Linked DNA regions of Homo sapiens: region 1 is linked to region 2. A link is a contact called in ENCODE Hi-C or POLR2A ChIA-PET data. All regions are on one chromosome and are shown on one strand. The core of a region is the stretch at or near the end of the contact, and the rest is flanking DNA. Distances in the headings are between cores, read along the strand shown.

Region 1 (2,700 bases), core at 39-2,538, 290 kb after region 2:
CCGATCACCCTGGCCAGCAGAGATGGCTCCCGCCTCCTTGTTCAGCTCTTACGGTCACGGGGTTTGCCTTCCTCGCTGATGCCACCAGCATCCTTTGGCTGGAAACAAAACAGCCCCATCAATTCAGATTGTTCTTAGGAGCTTTCAGAGGAGATATTGGTTGCATTTAACACACAGTCGGGGCCAAAATAAAGGCTGGGTAGGTGCCCGGGTTATTCAGCGGGAAATGACATCCTGCTCAGGTACACAAATGTCATGCTCCCCAAGCCCTGACACAGGCAAACCGTCTCACAGCCTTCCTTCCCCAGGACTCCAGATTTTCCAACCGATGGTTCTCTTCTTGCCTTCAGACACAACCTGTCCCGTTTGGGAAGGCCAAGACAGGAGACCACAGTGGCAGGGAGCAAACAGGAAACATGAGAGTGGTATCACTGACCTAATCTTTTCCTTTGCAGAAACAATCTCAATTAAAATGCATCACTTCAGAAACCCTATGAAGGACCCGCTCTGTGAATTCTTTCGAAGGTCATCTTAATAATCCAAACCAGTTGCCCAACCAGGAAAGAATTATTCTCTAACATAATTGAAAACACCCACAGGCAGGTGCTTATTGCTTGTGAAAATGAAGACTCATGCATCATTGGAGCCTTAGTTCCAGAGAAGGTGGGATGTGCACGGATCTGTTCTTTTGACAAAGCAGCATGAGGAAAAAGACTCTGTGGCCATTGCCCCTAAAAATAAAGGTATCCTGCCAAGCTTCTCACTGGCATCCTCAGCTTCCCCTTTCTGAGGCTGAGATGAGGTTTCCTTGGCCTCCTCACCCCCACCACCATAGAGCAGAGAGGCCCAAAGTCTGTTCTCAAAATCACTCACATTCAAATGTGAGTAACTGACATCAGCCAAATTGGGAACCAGAGTCAAATCTGAAACTCAAAGGAAAAAGCTTCCAGATAAACTTCAGAGATCTTCACTGTGGGGAGATGGGGGGGACCAACTAGATGGAGTAGGGGATCTTTATGGCCACTGTTTCTCTGAAGGGACAGAAGGACCAGGCTCACTAGGTCTGGGTGGAAACCCTAGCTCTGAAAGTTCCTTCTTACATGGCTTTGAGATGATTACTCGGGGTGGTTCTGAGCTTACTTATTGCATCATAAAAAGGAGAGACCCATGCGGACTTCTCAGGGCGAGGATGAAGTGGGATGCTATTTGTGAAGGTGTTTGGCCCATCAAGGTGTCCATAGGACTAAAGACCCTACGCAGAAACACTCGTGGCCAGGACCGGGCTCCTCCAGGCTGTGGTCAGAGCGGGCCAGGTTCTAGTGGAAAACTCTGCCTCAGTCAAGGGCTGCTCAGGGGTTGGTGCTCTCAGTAGAAAGCCAGTCTCTGGTACGTGACTGGCACAACCTACAGGGGCTTCCAGAACCCGTCACAGCAGTGTGCCTGGCCTGCAGGGTACCTGAGCATTGCTCTCTTAACCTAGCATTTATTCATCAACCTCCTGGAGCTCCTCCTGGAGGCCTGGCTTCAGAATGAGTCATATTGCCCGACACCACACTCTTTTGTTTAGAATTGATACAGGACATGGGGTTCCTGTGAAATTAGCTTGAAATTAATTTAGCCACAATAGCTTATTGTTAGATTTAATTGTAAATGAAACAATTCACCAGGGACGTTTCACTTTGTAAACAAGCACCTCAGAGTCAGCAGGGAATTTGGGTATTTTTTTTCCTACTCTCTAGTCGCTGCATAGGTTTTTACAAAATTTGTGGCCAAGCATAAAAAGCATTTTGGACACGGCTTTGGAGGGACAGCCCACTGCCATTCGTCACCCTCTTAGGTGCCCTGGCACTGGGTAGGAGCAGTCTGCTTTCACGCAGCCTGCTGGGCACAGGAAGGTGCTCTTTGCTGCAGTCAATACATTGTCCAAAAATCACCCTGACTCCATTCCAGAATCCCCAGTGCTCCTGCAGAAGCATCAGTGCTGCTCATATTAAAGAGTCCAAAAAACAGGGTCTGGGCAGTCCAGGCTATGGTTTCCTTCAGAAGCCCTGAAGCCAGTGTTTCTTAGAACATGATGCCACACCACCGTTGGAACATACAGTTATTATCAACATATAGTTCTCATGTTAATGGTTACATGTTCATTTTAAGATGTATTAAAACAAAAATCATTCCTCAAAACTGTGATTTCATGGCAATACACATAAGTTTACATTAAAAGGCAGGTCAGCCAGGGACAGTGGCTCATGCCTGTAATCCCAGCACTTCGGGAGACTGAAGTAGGCAATTGCTTGAGCCCAGGAATTTGAGATCAGCCTGGTCAACACGGCAAAACCCTGTCTTTACAAAAAATACAAAAATTAGCTGTGCATGGTAGTGCATGCCTCCCAGCTACTTGGGAAGCTGAGGCAGGAGAATCATCTGAGTCTGGGAAGTGGAAACTGCAGTGAACTGTGATTGTGTCACTGCACGCCAGCCTGGGTGACAGAGGACACCCTGTCTCAAAAAGGAAAAAAAAAAAAAAAAAAAAGGTAGGTCAATATGAAGAAGAGTAATTTAAAATTAAAAAAAATTAAAAAGTAAATTATATGCAACTTAAAACCAGGAGATATCATCTTACACCAGTCAGAATGGCTGTAAAAAGACAAAAAAACACAGATGTTGGTGAGGACGCAGAAAAAAGGGAATGTGTATGTACCA
Region 2 (2,700 bases), core at 186-2,685:
CCTGGTCAACATGGTGAAACACTGTCTCTACTAAAAATACAAAAATTAGCTGGGCGTGGTGGCACACATGTGTAATCCCAGCTACTTGGGAGGCTGAGGCAGGAGAATCGCTTGAACCTGGGAGGTGGATGTTGCAGTGAGTCAAGATCACGCCACTGCACTCCAGCCTGGGTGACAGAGAGTCTCAAAGACAAAAAACAAACAAACAAAAAAAAAGAAGAAGTAAGTATATACAATTGTCTGATTTTAGCTTAGATGATTCATGAGAGCAAAGAAAACAAAATGTAGCCTTCCCAAGGCACAGGGAAAAAATGCAGAAAAAAATTGCACACCAAGGGCAGTCTTGAAGTACAAAACCTTAATATGTGATATAAGTACCTGATTTAAAATCACCTCTGGGATGAAACAGCAGAAAGGAAAATGTTCAATTAGATCATAATGATAATTATATTGCCCTTTTCTTTCTTGCTTTCTTGCTTCTGAGGGTCTCCCATGCACCTAGATGCTTTAAAGTAATATCTTTTTAATCTTCACAGCAACCCCTGGAGGTCTTATTATTTTCACTTCAACAGGAGAGGAGAGTGAGGCTCCCAGGAAGCACAAGATCTACCCAAGTTCTACAGCTGGGAAGTTTGAACAAACACTGATTTGAACCCAGGGCTTCTGACTCCAAAGACTACATTTTTTTGTTTTTAATAGAGATGGGGATTCACCATGTTGACCAGGCTGGTCTTGAACTCCGGGCCTCAAGCGATCCTCCCATCTCAGCCTCCCAGTGTTGGGATTACAGGCATGAGCCATCATGCCGGCCCAGAGCCTACATTGTTAATGACACCATGGCACACTGCTTAGAAATACTTGGGAGGCGTCTTGTTGATGCTCTGAGGAAATAAAAGTGTTTACTCATTCCTGAGTTAGTTCAGCACAGTCATGCCAGGCAAAGTGTTCGCTGGACATGCTGTGGGAGACTTCAAGGACATGTCAAGCAGTCAGAGAGAGCTGGGGGAAAATCACATGTTCTGGAGCAATAGTCTCAATAGGTCATCATCATGCTGCATAGAAAGATAATTTAAAGAGGGATGTGTGTGTGTGTGTGTGTGTGTGTGTGTGTGCATGCATGTGCAATGGCATATGCCTGTATATACAAAGACAACTATTTCTCTCTGGGCATCTATCAATAACCAGGATAGAAAATAATTCTTAACACTGGGGATAAATTTGCCCCTTTTTGTAAGTGACTTTCTTTACCAGATTTAAAGAAATATAACTGTGCACATAAGAATACATGATTTGGATTCACTCTCCAAAGTTAACAAACCATTACTGTACGAAGTAGCACCGGAACAGAGGAGAGGAAGAAGGAGAGAAGTTTCAGGCCATAGTCAGGGATGGGAGGCATGGAGCATGAGTCACCCCGCGGCACTTATCTGTCAGCCCAGGGAGAAAGGCACTGGGCTGTTGCGATGGGCACCATAAAAGGACAGGCAGGGCAGGAAGATGATACACTAAAAGATATCCTTTTAAGAGGGACATAGGACTGAGTGCAGTGGTTCATGCCTGTAATTCTAACACTTTGGGAGGCCGAGACAGGAGGATCGCTTGAGCCCAGCCTGGGCAATATAGTAGTAAGACCCTGTCTCTACAAAAAAATAAAATTAGCTGGGTGCAGTGGCACGTGCCTGTAGTCCCAGCTAGTCAAGAGGCTGAGAGGGGAGGACTGCTTGAGCCCAGGAGGTCAAGGCTGCCGTGAGCTGTCACTGTGAAACTGTACTCCAGCCAGAGCAACAGAGTAAGACCCTATCTCAAAAAAAAAAAAAAAAAAAAAAGGGGGGGACATAAATCCAATGAGCGCTGCCTGAGAAATTATCTTGGCCTTCCACTTCCAAGACCTGGCAAAAGAAAAGGCCCTCATGGTTCAAGCTTACCTACAGAAGTGCATAAATCCAAAACACCTTGTTAATTTCTAAAGCAGATAAATTTGGACAAAATACATTTCAATAAGGAAATGAAGCAAAGTAATTGAATGAAAATTATACAGTTTAAACATGCACATTGTGGTGATTATATCAGGGTGAAGAATTAGGATGAAAAGAAGTAGCAAAGTTTGAAACAACTTGGCTAAACACAAAAGTAACTTTGTAGAATAGTCTGGAATATTAACTTAAATTCTTGTTGGCTATTCAGCCTAGATGTGTACAGGGCCCGCCATCTGCTGGCAAGGCTTGGTGTTGCTAATTTGGAAAGCACTCAGAGGAGGTGCCAGAGGATCATTTACTCTTTTTTATAGCAACACTGCTCAATGTTAAATACTGATATATTAGGTCTCAACAGATGCAACAAATATTATATCTTGGAGCTCTGAATTGTGTATTTCCTATCTTATAAGACAGAATACCTAATTTCTGGCAGGAAGGGATTCTGGACTGGTAAAGCCTTCCCAGTCACTAACAACCTTCTTCCTCCTCCAGTTATATAAATGGAATTGTACAGTATGATTCTTTTGCATCTGGCTTCTTTCACTACACATTGTGAGAGCCATTCATGCTGTTAAGCATAGGAGTAGTTTTAATCATTTTATTTATATTAACATCACATTTTTTCTGTTTTACTTTTGGTGAACATTTAGGCTGTTTCCAACTCTTGGCTATTACAAATAATGTAGCTTTGAATATTCTTGGCTATGTCTTTTGGTGAAAACAT

What was found. A loop is a pair of places that touch in the nucleus more often than their neighbours do. ChIA-PET counts read pairs that join two places held with the same protein, here RNA polymerase II (POLR2A). Pooled maps may share reads with other maps.
Region 1: a loop to region 2 is called in a pooled map, with 2.1 times the contacts of the local background. The contact joins two enhancer-like sites. A Hi-C loop is called at or near these places in 1 of 50 pooled maps. POLR2A ChIA-PET finds 5 or more read pairs at or near these places in 2 of 52 experiments (A549 and activated T-cell).

The regions. Positions count from the first base shown.
Region 1 is chr15:99,503,428-99,506,127 of GRCh38, forward strand. LOC105371019 (a long non-coding RNA gene) reads right to left here. Exons shown (of 3, transcript XR_001751710.2): 2 at 1-98. Among named protein-coding and RNA genes, the nearest start is that of MEF2A, 61 kb to the right of the region's middle. RefSeq lists an enhancer at 1,140-1,269. Within about 2 kb of position 1,289, at least 5 of the 41 ENCODE cell types and tissues checked have a DNase peak (open chromatin) inside an H3K27ac peak, as active enhancers do.
Region 2 is chr15:99,211,181-99,213,880 of GRCh38, forward strand. The region is part of intron 8 of TTC23 (tetratricopeptide repeat domain 23); the gene reads right to left. Among named protein-coding and RNA genes, the nearest start is that of TTC23, 37 kb to the right of the region's middle. RefSeq lists a silencer at 810-1,010. Within about 2 kb of position 1,436, at least 6 of the 41 ENCODE cell types and tissues checked have a DNase peak (open chromatin) inside an H3K27ac peak, as active enhancers do.